3 separate regions of the Homo sapiens genome follow, and regions 2 and 3 are each linked to region 1. A link is a loop called in an ENCODE intact Hi-C map of the cell type or tissue named here. Cell type or tissue: PC-9. All regions are shown on one strand.

What was found. A loop is a pair of places that touch in the nucleus more often than their neighbours do. Peaks named below come from ENCODE experiments on the same cell type or tissue, not always from the same donor. Only the 100,000 strongest peaks of a DNase experiment are listed, where the experiment ranks them.
Region 2: it touches region 1 in a loop (13-fold over the local background); 2 of 110 quality-filtered maps call a loop at or near these places.
Region 3: it touches region 1 in a loop (8-fold over the local background); 20 of 110 quality-filtered maps call a loop at or near these places.

The regions. Positions count from the first base shown.
Region 1 is chr21:35,398,058-35,403,057 of GRCh38, reverse strand. All of the region lies in intron 2 of LOC100506403 (a long non-coding RNA gene), which reads left to right. Among named protein-coding and RNA genes, the nearest start is that of MIR802, 320 kb to the left of the region's middle. RefSeq lists a silencer at 2,273-2,567. In PC-9, CTCF peaks have their summits at 2,216 and 2,423 (motif pointing right); a DNase peak (open chromatin) is centred at 2,437; H3K27ac peaks cover 2,190 bases.
Region 2 is chr21:35,230,329-35,235,328 of GRCh38, reverse strand. No RefSeq gene overlaps it. Among named protein-coding and RNA genes, the nearest start is that of RUNX1, 180 kb to the right of the region's middle. RefSeq lists enhancers at 1-1,390, 2,503-2,797, 2,073-3,272. In PC-9, no CTCF peak of the experiment used is centred here; DNase peaks (open chromatin) are centred at 2,588 and 4,008; H3K4me3 peaks cover 398 bases; H3K27ac peaks cover 3,322 bases.
Region 3 is chr21:35,837,516-35,842,515 of GRCh38, reverse strand. No RefSeq gene overlaps it. Among named protein-coding and RNA genes, the nearest start is that of MIR802, 120 kb to the right of the region's middle. In PC-9, CTCF peaks have their summits at 1,930 and 2,130 (motif pointing right); no DNase peak of the experiment used is centred here.

The DNA of each region.
Region 1 (5,000 bases):
ACACACACACACACACACACACACACACACACACGGAGTGCCATGAGAAGACGAAGGTGGAGATGGGGTGATGCCAAGGAACAAGGATCACCAGCATCCCCAGAAGCCAGGGAGAGGCTGCAACTGATTCTCCCTCGCAGCCTTAGAGGGAACCAACCCTGCTGACACCTTGATGGTGGACTTGGAGCCTTCAGAACTCGACGACAACAAATGTCTGTTGTTTAAGGCACTCTGTTTGTGGACCTTTGTTATAGCAGCCCCAGGAGTTGAATAGGCTCACAGAGTTTCATTTGTACGTTTTTCCCATCTGAAAAATAGAATGCTGCTTTACCACAATTTATTTACCTTTGGGCAGATAAGAAATAAGCAATGGTTTGAGAGATTACCTGTAAACAAACTGAAAACCATCATACTAACAAGGAGAAATCAGAAATATATTTATTTGAGTTAAGTAACATTTTTCAAAAATTATGATTGACAACCACCCATTAGTTTACAAGTGGGAATTTTTTCCCACCCTGTAACACCCATCATTTATGAAGCTAAATATTAGTTAAGGGCCTCTGAAATTTCCAATAAAACTGCTAGAAAGATTCTTTTGATCTCTAGGCAGCTCTGAGGACAGATACAACTTCATTCCTCCTGGAAAATGCTTTGTTCTTTGGCTCCACTTAAGGAGGCAGTGGAAAAGCATATAATACATCAGGCTTTCTTTCTTTGTAGAACAAAGTTAATCCAGGTCCTTATCATAGGAAACTGCACAGGGATATAATCTTTTAGAAGACATAAATAATTCTCCATAATACTTTTGGAAATACTTTGATCTTTCTGTATACTTCTCCATTGCAAAAGGGTACTGCAAACCTTATTTTCCTTGTTTAGAGATTTGTTAAATGAAGTTAGTCATATTAGACCTTTGAAGTTGTGTTTTAAATAGAAGCTACCAAAAGGATGAAGATAATTTTACTATGTCCTGAAAAATTCTGAAAGACGTGCCAGGCAGCTGCCTCCTGTGGTTCTAGTACATAGGATGGATTCACAACACCATGGATGGACTTTTCATATATCTAATGTTCTTCTGTTCTATTAACTTTGTTAATGGACTCAAAAAGACTCTTTAAAACTTCATTCTCCCTTGAATATTTTAATATTCAAGTGAAAGATGCTTTCTCTTAGCATTCCTGCTATACCAGTTCTCATCTTCCTTCCACCCCACTGCTAGTATTGATTAGGCTGATGAAGGATTGGTGGGAAAGGACTCTGGAAAGGAAGGTAAAATCTCAGAAGGTCACATATTCCATGATAAAGATCTGAGGTTCCTTTGATGGGGGATGAGGAGCTGCTGAAGAATTTCAAACGAAGGAATGATGTCACCAGATTTGCATCTTGGAAAACCGCTCTGGAAGCAGCTTAGAGGAGGAGTCGGTGATGTTGGGGTGGGGGAATGAGACTAGAACCAGAGAGGCTCGATGGAGAAGTCATTGAAGCTGTCAAATATGGTGGCATTGTGGATAGGGAGGGTAGGCAGGAGGTAGAGATACCCAAGAAGACTGTGTCAACTGCCTAGAGCTACATGTTAGTCATTTCCCTGCTAAAAACACAAATATTATTGATTACTTGACCCAGCTGGTTAAAGTTTAGTGGTTGGTGCTATTTAATCAACAAGAAAAGAAAATCAAGAGTTATCATTGGCTGGGCACAGTGGCTCATGCCTGTAATCCCAGCATTTTGAGAGGCCAAGGCAAGAGGATCTCTTGAGCCCAGTAGTTTGGGGCTGCAGTGAGCTGTGATTGCACCACTATACTCCAGACTGTGTGACAGAGCAAGATCCTGTCTCAAAAAAAAAAAAAAGAAAATGAAAAAGAATTATCATTTTGTCCTAGATGTTCCCATCCCAACTAGGTTCATCTCATTCTAGTTAATTCAAGAAATTCCAGGTCAAGATACCTGGTCAAAGTAAACTCACGCACATTCGTAGAATTTCCTGGGTGGGACCCAGTGATGAGCTAAATTAGTATATTTCTTTGCCATCCTGGTCCACCAAACACCTCGGGGGAGGACATCCTTTTTTAATGTGTTCAGGCCATGTACGGAGAATGAGAGGTTAATTCAGCCTAAATTCCTGGTTGTGTCCAGGTGGGGCCAGCAAGCATTTGTTGAACAGCCTCTGGCCCACTGTGCTGTGAATATGTGGCCTTCTTAAGTGCAGTTGAGGGGAGTAATCCGCTGCCTCTCAGAGTGGGTCCACAGAGGTGACAGTGGGAGTCCTGCTATTTTCCTTGGTGGACCCAGTCTTGACCAAAAGCCTGAGAGAGGACCAGATGGAGTTGCTTGCAGTTTGCTAAGTTGAGGCTTTCTCCAAGTCCAGGAACAGGTAAATGCTTGCTACCAGGTAAGATTAAATCTATTTCATAAGGAAGGCCAATAGGTGGCAGAGCAATCTTTCCTATGCTGCAAAGTGAGGACATATAGAGAAATCTTCAGCAGAGCTCCCTCGCTATGCTTCCATTAGCACATACTTTAACACTTTAACGACCAGGCCATTTTAGAAGTTTTGCACATTTTATATGTTTATAGATGTTATTGCTGAACGTTGTGTAAAATATTTCCAATTAATTAAAACTTCAAGCCCTAGAACGATCAGCCAAAATATTTATAGGTATAATTTAGTTACTTGAATTTTGTCTTCTTCCTGTGGCTAGAAAACTTGTTTTCATTTTAAGGGATATTTCCTCTTTTTTGGCGCGTAGAAACAAAAGTAAAAACAATGCTAGTTTATGCTGTTTTAAAATAATCACTCTTCATTGATTTACAAGCCGAATATATAGAGAAACTTAGTCTCTGTGAATTTAGAAAGTTGAATATCTAATAAGGAGTTCACAGACATGCTAGAGTTTAGGAATCTCAGAGATGGAAAAGATCTGTTTGAAAACTTAAAATTTTGCTCTGAAATGGAAGTCAGGGTATTAACCTAGAAATCCTTCTCAATATTATTTTAACTCTATGACTTTTGCCAGTGATTTTTGTTTTTCTTTCCTGAATTAAAAAGTAAGTATTTAGAGCTAATTTAGGAACACTGAAGTGGGAAGACTTTAGAAACCATCGCAGGTGTCTTGGTGGCTTTTACAGACGGTGAATTACCGTGTCTCGGGCATTCTGTCTGCCCTGAGCAGTTATCCATGGAGCTTTCTCTAAATCTCTCTGGGGTGAGGTCAGGCATATCATTTAAGGGGACACACACACAAAAACGCCTGTAATCAGGATAAATAATATTTTAATGCTATATATTTTTAAAATCAAAATTAATGCATAAAAATCTATGATGAACAAACTGTCAAAGTCTAAATAATGACAGGATTTATAACAGTGCTGAGCTGAGCTTGTTCATGCCTAAGGCTCAGGAACGCTGATTCCATCTTTATTTAAAATTTTGATATTTTGTTCATCATGACTTTTAGCATTGATCTTGGTTTTTAAAAAATAGTACATTAAAACATGATTGATTTTGATTCCTGCATTGTTTTGTTGCCTCTTTAAATTTTGCGTCCGAGGAGAGTGCCTGGCTCTCTTCACCCTAATTCTGCTGCTGGTTGTGGTCTACTCACTCCTGTAGTTTTATCTCCCTGCTTTCTGAACAAGTTCTTCTTTAAATGTCTAGAGGCCATTCACACAAAAATGATCGTGGCCCCTGTAATGCCTGTTTGTAATCCAAAAGTAAAACACCAGTGACCTGCAAACTAAGTGTAAGGATGTCCAGCAAATTGCTACTGTTTTCCATGCCAACTTTAATTTTTTGAAAGTATGTATTATGTTCTTAAACAACTTCTTCTGTTTCTGCTCTTTTTCTTTCTGATTGGCTTGTGACTCATACACACACTTAGTCTGTGTGTAGGGGAACCTCGCTCCATTTCTGTAAAAAGCCGATTATTTCTGATGGCATTACCTTGTTCAGAGGTCTTCACAGCCCTTGCTGACTGTATCATTGCTTTTTAATCAGATCTTGAATTGAAAATATTGCTAAGGACGGAGACGTTTTCATTTTAGCCATTTGAGTATCCACATAATAGTCAAAATGAATTCAAGCCTTCAGAGGATTTGCACTGAGTCACTGCCTAATGTTGTAGGGGACAATCTGGTTTCTTTCCCACCTTTGGCTACAGGGAAACAGCCTTTCTTCTTGGGCTTTCATTCTCCCTCCCTGTTTTCTACTCCTGATCCCTGTAGAAAGTGGTTCCATTCCACAGAAAGTTAATTGATTGGATTCCCCTCTGTCTACAGCACCTTTCCACACAGCTATGAAGTTTATTCTACCATGACTGTGTGCCATCCACTTTACACAAAAAGTGTAATTCCACTTTTTGATGGAATTTTCTTGGGACTGCTTGTCACAGGCAGCATTTTTCTATGAATGGAGATAAACCTCTGTTAAAGACCAAAGTGAAAGTGTTCATTCTGCCCTATTCCTTCTTCCTCTCTAGCCAGCCATCAAATGCCTGGCAGTCTCCACCTCAGAGGAGCTGAGACTTGAGACTTGGAGGTGGGCCCAACCTAAGTGAAAACTCCAGCATTCTTGGGTTTGTTTGTTCATTGGACCTCAGAACAATAATTGATATATAGGACATACTTTTTGTAAGGCAGATTTTAGAAACATTTAAGTTAAAATACTTCAAAGCAAAAGAGATTTTTCTGCTAAGAATCAGGCTTTAGTTATTCAAACATTATCTAATCTATAGTAACTTTTTCTCCAAAAATTCCAGACATAGAAAATGTCGTTCTTAATATGTCAATTCCCAGTTTGATTTGTCATTTTTGAAATAATTAGCACAATATTTTTACTTTTATGATTATTTGATAATTTACATTTTGGGGGCTATCTTCCCTATCTTTAACTAATTCTGGAACAATCAAAGCAAAATAAAATGGCATACTTAATAAGTTAGTTATTTTTCTTCTTCCAAACATGTTTAAGCTCATGTTGGAAAGAAAGTTGGATTACTTGC
Region 2 (5,000 bases), 170 kb after region 1:
CACAAATCTTAATTTCAAATCTGTGTAGTAATCGTTATACCCAGCTTCCATTGGCATATTGAAAGACATTGAAATCCAAAAGCTAGATTTCAAGATTTGGCTTCCAACTAAGGTATTTTAAATTAGAAAACATGGTTTGTGCATCAGATTTTTTTAAGTACCTTTGCCCATCTCTCTGTTCTTTTTATTTTAAAAACCAGTGAACTCTTTTCTTGTTAACCTACCCAGCACAAGCTTGGCAAAATAATTCCAGAGGACATGTGTTACTCTCATGATTGGGGTCCAAATTAGTCTAAATTAACCTGCCGTGGCAGTCTGCAAATTCCTTTCCCTACCCTGAGCAGTTTTTTTCCTCTGCTCAACTATGGTAACTAACAACTGTGCAATGGTTCTGAAACCAAAACCACAATTGCAGTACTTATATTTAGACCATTGCCTTGTGTTGCCAATTTAGAAAAGATGTGGTTAAACCAACAGTCGCTTCGACTGCTGGCATTTCTCATGTTTTAAATTAAAAATAAGTCGATTCTTCTTCTATAACAAAATTAATTTGCCATTGACACACGAGTTAAATGACACATTCATCAAGATACTTCTCACCAATATAACAAACTGAGCATCTTACCCTAAAAGCCTCATGGGAGAGTAATTTGCCAATATTTAGTACTTATTCTGTTTCAGTGATTCCAGCAAATATAAAAAAAACTATTTTAAAGTTTTACAAAAATTTGCTGATGGTGAGATTAATTATATAACTGGCATTAATATTTGACAGTTTTCATATGTTCTGAAGACACTCTAACCAAAGGAGAAAAGTCAAAACACGTTGAGATGCCTAGTGGAAATGAGATTTCCTGTGAAAAATAAATAGCACTGATTTATTTTTGTCTTGCCTATCAGTATGTATTAATGGACACAGGAAGGTATCGGGGGAAATGTTGAGACATCCATAAACAAAGATGTGAAGACTTTTCTATCTAGAACCTTCTGAAGAATGGATAGATGTGTTGCTGTTATTCCCACCACAGTACACAAAAACGTTGGAAATGTACCTTTTCCTTAGAATTGTTCTGGATAAATTTTTCAGAAGAAGCCTACAATCTGTGGAGACACACAATCTCTCGCATGTCATAAGCCATATTATAAGTTTAATGTCCTATGGATTTAATAGAGACAATCTATGTATTAGCCAGTTGGTGACAGAAAATAATAGCAATTGATTTGCAGCAAGAAGAAGGAGGTATTTTTAGAAGAAACTTTTCTCTGTGTTAAGAAATACAGCCAAGCAGTTGAGAAAAGATTTTTAATAAAGATCTGTTGAAGTCACTTTGCGTGTGAGTGGCCTCTTGATTCTTATCTGATTATTAGGGCTAAATGCACAGTCCCTCATGTCAATGCAGGCAATTATGAAACAAAACCAAAGTTTCATTCATCAGCATTGCGTTCTGGCCACCAATGTCATTTCTTCTTTTTGTGACATGGAAGTCATACATTAATTTTATGCCCTCTTTAGCTGGTTTTCGTTCTTTCCATGGTGGTAGATGATATAACTAGTTACATGTCTTGAATAATTAGGAGCAGGTATAACATAATCTACTGAAGACCTTTTCCACATCCTATATTATCAATAAAAATGATTAAATTGGGCCTATAAAATGATAGGGTATATATCCACATTACTTTGTTTTTTGTTTGCTTGTTTTACTTATAAAAGGTAGGTGACACCGAAGTCAGATATTTGTATGTATTCTCAGCAGCAAATTTTCCTCCAAAGCTTTAGATAATAGGAATGTATTTTGAAAAAGGCTGCAACTGAATGATTGAAAATAAGAAAGGATAAATAAATTGGACAAAAAAATAAATCTGGTTAAATAATACTTTAGTTTCAGTGGAAGACAAAAGCAATAAGGGATTGAATTTACAGGATATAAACTAATTAGGAGAGGTTTTGCTTGTAGATGGAATTATTGAAAAAGACTTAGCTTCCTTTAATGAAAATCATCATCATCATTTTTAAGAGATTACAGGCTATGGAAAGATTGACAGTTAAACAAAGTGTATTAATGTGAATAAATAGGTCACTCACTGACCATCACTGAGCCACTCTGAGCAGCAATACTTTATAAACCAATATCTTAAATAGACCTGTATTGGTTAAAAAAAGTATTTAGTTAGAATGATTAACAACCAGATATTAATGATTCAATAGATGTCATTCTTATTATTGCCAGAGAAGGGTCTAAGCTCTATCTTAGGAATCAACAACCTTTGAAGTGGTCTTTTTCTTCCAGGCTTAAAACCATTGCCTTGACCTGGTTGGGCCATTGGCGAGAATGCCATGAAAACCTTAGATGTGCCGGATCCCTGACACCAATGTCCTGACCACTTCCTAACTCAGAAAATTACATTCTGATTATCGATGCTCTCTTCTCGTGGCTGTATTTTTACAAGATTAATGACGCTGGTTGGAATCTCATTTCCCCTTAGAATTAATGCTGCAAAATTAATGAGCCACCTGGTCACGTTTCAAAGGGTAAATAAATGACCATTCTTCTTATGGGTCAGGGTCAGGGATGACTCCTCTGTGACTCACAAGCCAGGAATGAACACAAGTGATTAGACTCGTGGGCCGAGAAGCCAACGGCAGTCATGAGGGTGCCCGGCAAGAGTAGTTGAAGAAGGAGCTTATCATCGTTCTCCAATCTAGTCAATAGTCTGGGTTTTCCAGGACTCTTTAGAGTTAAAGTTGCTAAGAAAAGGCAGCACACATAGCTCTGTGAGCCTCCTTGCTTTCTCAGGGTGTATGCTCTTGTGTGCATGTACACACATAAATACACACACACACACACACACATACACACACACACACAATATACATTCCATTCATGCAGGAGGTGTATTTTCCAAACTTAGCATAAGACCTAGCACCTGCTATGTGTTCAATATATGTTTGAGGAAAGAGTGGAAAAGGGAAGGAGAGAAGGAAGGGGGGAGGTAAGAACAGAGAAAGAGGAAAAAAAGGACAATTTTCTCACTGAAAAGCTTGTGAGGACTTGACCTTAAAAATCAAAACAAGGATGCAAGGTTTTCAAATCCTAATACTGTTGCAGGTTATTGTTCTCAACCCCGGGATCATCCAAAAGTGACAAAATTCCTAAGAGACGTTTTGGTGCCCTGAATGAAGTTCCCTGAGAGATTGCATCCAGAAATCTATATTTTTATGAAGTTCTCAGGTGAATGTAGCATTTCTCTTTGGGAACTGTGGGAACCTTTTGCTGAATTCATACCTGACTTAACCTATATTGTTGGTGCCCCATTTTTAATTTGCTCTTCAATTGGGACAGAGATTTCAAAAGGTAGAAAATGCCACAGAGACTATTGTTATACAGCTTTGCAAATGGAAGTCTAGAGATGCAAAAGCAATGTGATAAACCTCAAACAACACGGTCTAGCCTAGGACCCTTGCTTTCCCATAGTGGTCCTGAGATTTGTCAACAATGCTATATCATGTGCCCAAGCATATTTTCCAGGCTCAAGGTTGCATTCAGAACAGTTCAGTTTCTCTTAACTTGTCGGGAGACAACAGTGCCTCGTACTTAAAGGTGATGGCCCCAGAGTCAGCTGGCCCATGTTTGAATCCTGCCTCCACATTTAAATCCAATAGCTATTAACGTCTTGAGCAAATGCTTAACCCTGTGCCTGGGTTTTCTCACTTGTAAAATGGGCTACAAGTGTGATACTTGTACAATGAGAGAGAAGGAGGTAGAATCTGTCTCACAATACAGATTCATCAGTTACTATATTAAGTAAGTACTTAGTAGAGTCTTCAAAATGGAGCTATTCTTATATATCTAATTTCTTATATATTTTACTATGTATAGAATATCTTATATTTGTATATTTCTTAAATTCGGTATTTCTTAGCAACTTCAGCACAAAACTTGCAGACTGTGATGACTCATTTGGCACTGAGATGAATACAGGTCACACCTGGACAGCAGAGCTGCAGATGGAGCTGGCTGGCTGTCTATAGCCTTCTTCTCAGTCCTTAAACTTCCTGGTGAACAAGAATCACCCAGAGAGCTTGTTAAATATGCACACCGCTAGGCCTCATTCTCTGGAGCATCTCATTCAATGTATCTAGGGTGGGGCCCATCATCTGCTTTTTGAAGCAGGGCCCTGATTACACACACCATGGGCCAGGCTTTGAGACATGGCTTTATCCCACATAGAACCAAGTCTGCGTCCTTTCATCATGCTGCCTTCATCTCTCTGACAGCATGTGGGTGGAACATCAGGGACCAAGTCAGAGGTCTCTTGCAAGATTTGCAGGTCCTAAAGGCAACCACACCTGCCTCTGACCTTCCAGTGCAGAGCCTGACTTGTCTGCACAGGGCCCCTTCTTGATTGACCTGGAGGCATGTTCTCTTGTGGCAGAGTCTAGACTGAGAAGGCCGCTATCCTCATACCATTAATATATCTCTCTGGATTGAAAGCAAATGATCAGGGGAGATTGGAAAGCCTTTCCTTCTGATTTTCCCCCTCCCTTCCCCCTGGTGCAATCCCGACAATTATCTGGAGTCTCATGCACAGGCTTGGAGTTGAAGAACCCACACCAAGTTCTCCATATGTTTCGCATGGGGAGAAGGGAGGTTGCTCTTTGTGCACGTTCATCCTGGCTGGTGCACAAGCATACACACACACTCGCATCCTCATGGGCATCACGGCAGTTCTCAGGAGCATTTCCTCCCAACAGGAAGCACACTGACTGACTTCCTCCATGTGGAAGGACTGTCCTCCTCTGAAACCTCTGTGACACTCTGTCATGGCACATTTCTCATGACACTTGGCCCTTATTCCTCATGCAGTCATTCTTTAAGGATCATTTACATTTGGAGGTATAATGCAGTTGACACTCCCTCTTCTATGTGACAAATTACTTTTTTTTTTTTTTTTGAGACAGAGTCTCACTCTGTCGCCAAGGCTGGAGTGCAGTGGCA
Region 3 (5,000 bases), 440 kb before region 1:
TGGCATTGGTTGCATTCACAATGTTGTATGGCCAACACTTCTGTCTAGTTTGAAACATTTCCATCACTCCAAAGTAAAGCCCCAGACCCATCAAGCAATTTCTCCCCATTCCCTCCTCCCCCTCAGCTTCTACAGGCACCAGTCTGTTTTCTGTCTTTGTGGATTTATGAATAGCTCATACAAATGGAACCATACAACGTGTAGCTTTTTGTATCCAACTTCTTTCACTTAGCGTCGTGTTTTCGAGGTTCATCCACATGTAAATCCTGCGGAAGAGCTTTTCTTCTGCTTAATGCTGATATATTAGCCCATCTTCATACTGCTATGAAGAAATACCCGAGACTGGGTAATTTATAAAGAGAAAGAGGTTTAATAGACTCAGTTTCACAGGGCTGGGGAGGCCTCACAAGCATGGTGGAAGACGAAGGAAGGGCAAAGGGACTTCTTACATGGTGGCAGGCAAGAGAGCGTGTGCAGGGGAACTGCCCTTTATAAAACCATCAGATCTCATAAGAACTGCCCTTTATAAAACTGTCAAATCTCGTGAGACTTTTTCACTACTGCAAGAACAGAGCAGGAAAATCCTGCCCCCATGATTCAATTTCTTCCTACCAAGTCCCTCCCTCCACACGTGGGTATTATGGGAGCTACAATTCAAGATGAGATTTGGGTGGGGACACAGCCAAACCATATCAGTTTGAGTAGGCGTTTTAAGAAACGCTGATGGCCGGGTGCAGTGGCTCACGCCTGTAATCCCAGCACTTTGGGAGGCAGAAGCAGATGGATCACCTGAGATCAGGAGTTCAAGACCAGCCTGGCCAACATGGCAAAACCCTGTCTCTACTAAAAATACAAAAATTAGCCAGACATGGTGGGGTGTCTCTGTGGTCCCAGCCACTTGAGAGGCTGAGGCAGTAGAATGGCTTGAACTCAGGAGGGAGAGGCTGTAGTGAGCTGAGACTGCGCCACTGTACTCCAGCCTGGGAGACAGAGTGAGACCCTGTCTCAAAAAAAAAAAAAACAAAAAAAACCCAGGAAATGCTGATGCTTTCTAGGCCCTGGAAAGATCACCTCACCAGAGGCTATGGAGGCCAGGCTCTGTTCATGGAACCACACTCTGTCTTCTCACTCTGCTGTGTCCTGGCGTTGGCTCTGAATTAGATTCTTGGGACCTCAACATCGTCTCTTGCTCCTGGACCTTGCTACTTTCTTTCCAGCCTTTGCTTCTCACCTCCCAGATTGGCCCCCATGGTGTGTACTCAGAACTGATGCTGCCTGTCACTGAGGTTGCCCTGCCTTGGCTCTGTATATTTGGATTCAATAGATCTTGAGAGAAAATGAACCTCACAGACATCAGAGAAGAAGAGAAGACAGGAAGTGGACCTGTAAATCTCCAGCCCTTTTTATCTCGTTAGGTTGCTTTGAGGTCTCCTGGGAGAGAGGCAGGAGCAGATGGTGTCTTAATGCCTGGGCAGGAAGAAGATGCTGAATTAGGATCACTCCTAGAAAAGGTGATGAGTCAAAAGGTTTTTACCAGCACCTTGGGAGGCTGGGGCAGGTGGATTACTTTAGCCCGGGAGTTTGAGACCAGCCTGGGCAACTTGGTGAAACCCCATCTCTACAAAAAAAAAAAAAAAAAAATTAGCTGGGCATGGTGGTGCACATCTGCAGTCCCAGCTACTCGGGAGGCTGAGGCACAAGAATCACTTTAGAGGTTGCAGTGAATCAAGATTGCGCCACTAGACTCCAGCCTGGGCAACAGAGCGAGACCCTATCTAAAAAAAAAAAAAAAAGTTTTTAGTGTATACCTGAAGTAAATTCATTATCAGAATTTAAACTTAAAAATGATTTGCATATGGCTTTTTGTCTTTCATGTTTTATTGTATTTTCACTAAAAAAAACAAACCTTAATATGTAATCAGTTCTATTGCTATTTTTGACTTCACCTGTTTTGATCTTTTCCCTAATTTGTATAGTCTCACTATGTTTTTAAACATTTTTGAAGTCATAGAATTTGTCTTTCTGGAATTGGAAACTTGCATCTACTAAATTTTAATAACTTTTCTGTTGAGCTGATTGTACTTAGAGAGCACTTACTATTCAAGCAGCCCTACAGAGCCACTAGGTGGTGCTCACATGCTATTGTAAACAGATTCAGCTGTTGAAGTTAAATTATTTGGAAAAACACTTTGTCTTCATTTTAGGTAAATGCAGAAATTGGCCCTATATACTGTATGTGCTTTTTGGATTACAGATTTTTCAGCTCCCTTCTCCTTTATTGACTGCCTTTTCCACTATGGCATTATGGTTAAGCAGAAAGACTCTAGAGTAAGACTAATTTAAAACACTGGCTCTGTCATTCACTTACTCTGTAACCTTGGGTAAGTCACTTAACTTCAATTTTCTCATCTGCAATGGGATTAATAATAATACATACCTCCTGGAGTGGTTGTGAGAATTTAAAGGTAAGTATATATTAAGCACATAATGTTATATGTGTTTGCGTTTATTATTAATGTTTTTGTTTTTGTTATGGCATTGCTAATCGCTTAGACAAATGTTTCCTAGTACCAGTCCAAGGACCAGCAAAATCAGAATCACTTAAGGATCTTATTTAAGATGTCAGTTTCTGAGCTCTATACCTGGAGCATCTATTTGAGTCACTTTGGGGTAGGGCTTAGGTATGCACATTCTTCAACAGCTTCTCAGTTGATTCTAAGGCTCAGCTAGATTTGGGGATATTGTTGTCTACCCAAGTTCAATCAAAGTGTGTGAAGCTAATAATATTTACATACTAGCAATTTCCAATTCCCCTTCAGTATGTAGTGTGCATAGTCCAAAGCTCTGTCCCCTGGATTTCTTCTCTCCACTGTCATTCAAGGCCAGCTCCTGAATGAGGCAGTACTGCGGTCACTGGCTATTTTTGGCTTGTATCCTCAAACTCAGCTGACTTATGGGTCAATGATACTCTGACTTACTGATTTAATCTTGGGTATTTTCCTCCTCCATGGGCTGGTCATAAGGGACCTCCCATGTGGCCATAGGTGTGAGCTCAAGAGAGGCACTGATGCAATAATGATGAATAATATGGGGTCTGAGCTACCTGCTTGCATAGCTTGCTATGCCCTTGATGAGGATATACCGTTTCCATCTTTCCATCAATTACTGCTGCACTTGCCCAGCTGTGTGGCTTTGTGGGTGTGACAGGACCTGGCTCATCATGAATGGCTGATACTTGGTGTCCCGTGGTCAGATATGCCATGTCTTCCAGGGCCCAACAGCATGCTAGGAGCTGTTCTTTCCAAAGTTATATCGTTCTTGCTATAGTTGGCACAGTGTTGCTCTAGAACTCTTAAGTGTCTGAGTTGTGATTTGCCAATGTGGATTGCCAGACACGACAGGGTATCTTTTTCCGTCACCACTACCTCTAATGCCTTAGCAACTGCTGGGTCCTTTGGCCAAGCTGTGGGGCCAGTCGCCTTGCAGCCTGGACCTTTTGCTGTTTTGGTTCCTATTCAAAACTGGCAGCCTTTTGGGTCCCTTGCCATGTGGGTGTGATCAATATTCCCAATTGTGGAATTAATATTTCCAGAATCCAAAGAGTGTTGTGTTACATTCTTTGTTTTAGGGGAGTAAAATGTAGAATTTATTCTTTACTTTGGCCAAGTTATCCTGGCATGCTGCAGATCCTGGACTTTTAAAAGTGTACTAATGTGGCAGGCCCCTGAAGCTTCATAGAACTTTTCCTGCCTCTTTATTTATTTTATGAGTCTGACTTACAAAGGTCCCAGCACACTTGCCACTTCTTGTTCATTGGGTCTGGTTTACAAGTGTCATCACCACGATGATGTTCTGCAGAGGTCCAAGTGGCCCAGGTGTCCTCAGACAATATGATGACATGGTAGGGAGAGTTAATATAGCCCTGGGTCAGTGCTCTAAGTGAATACTGTTGTGTGTTCTGAGTGACTGTGAACTGTTTCTGATCCTCCTTTCTGATAGAGATGAAAAGAACACAGTCCCCAGATCAAAGGCTGCACAGCATGTACCTGGGGCCTGTGCTTTAGTGAAGATACAACATATGGCAAGGAAGCTTCAGAGCCAGCTGTGGGCTGCTACTTGTTTGAGTTTACAGGAGTCTGTCATCCTCCAGGACCTGTCTGGTTTCTGCAGGGACCAAATTAATTAAATGGTGATATGAGAGGGGACATACCCCTGCACCCTTAAGGTCTTTAAGGATAGTTCTAAGCTTTAAGATCCAAACCTCCCCTAACCCCTACCCCAGAATGTGCTGTTATTTTTGATTTACTGTTTTGGCTGGGGTGGACAGTTTTAGAAACTCTCCCTTGTCCTTTCTCACTGATAGCTCTTATCTCACACACCAAGAAATCTGTGGAGGTGGAGAATTGCAAACACCCTCTATTAGTCTGTTTTCATGCTACTGATAAAGACATACCTGAGTCTGGGTAATTTATAAAGAAAAAGAAGTTTAATGTACTCACAGTTCCACGTGGCTGGGGAGGCCTCACAATCATGGTGGAAGGTGAAAGGCACGTCTTATGTGGTGGCAAGCAAGAGAAGAAGTGCCAGCAGGGGAAATGCCAGACGCTTGTAAAACCATCAGATCTCGTGAGAACTCACTCACTATCATGAGAACAGTATAGGGGTAACCACCTCCATGATTCAATTATCTCCACCTGGTCTTGCCCTTGATACATGGGGATTATTGCAATTCAAGGTGAGATTTGGGTGGGGACACAGAACCAAACCATGTCATTCTGCCCCGGCCCCTCCCAAATCTCATGTCCTCACATTTTAAAACCAATCATGCCTTCCCAACAGTCCCCCAAAGTCTTAACTCATTCCTGCATTAACCCAAAAGTCCAAGTCCAAAGTCTCTTCTGAGATAAGGCAAGTCCCTTCTGCCTATGAGCCTGTAAAATCAAAAGTAAGTTAGTTACTCCCTAGATACAATGGGGGTACAGGCATTGGGGAAATACAGC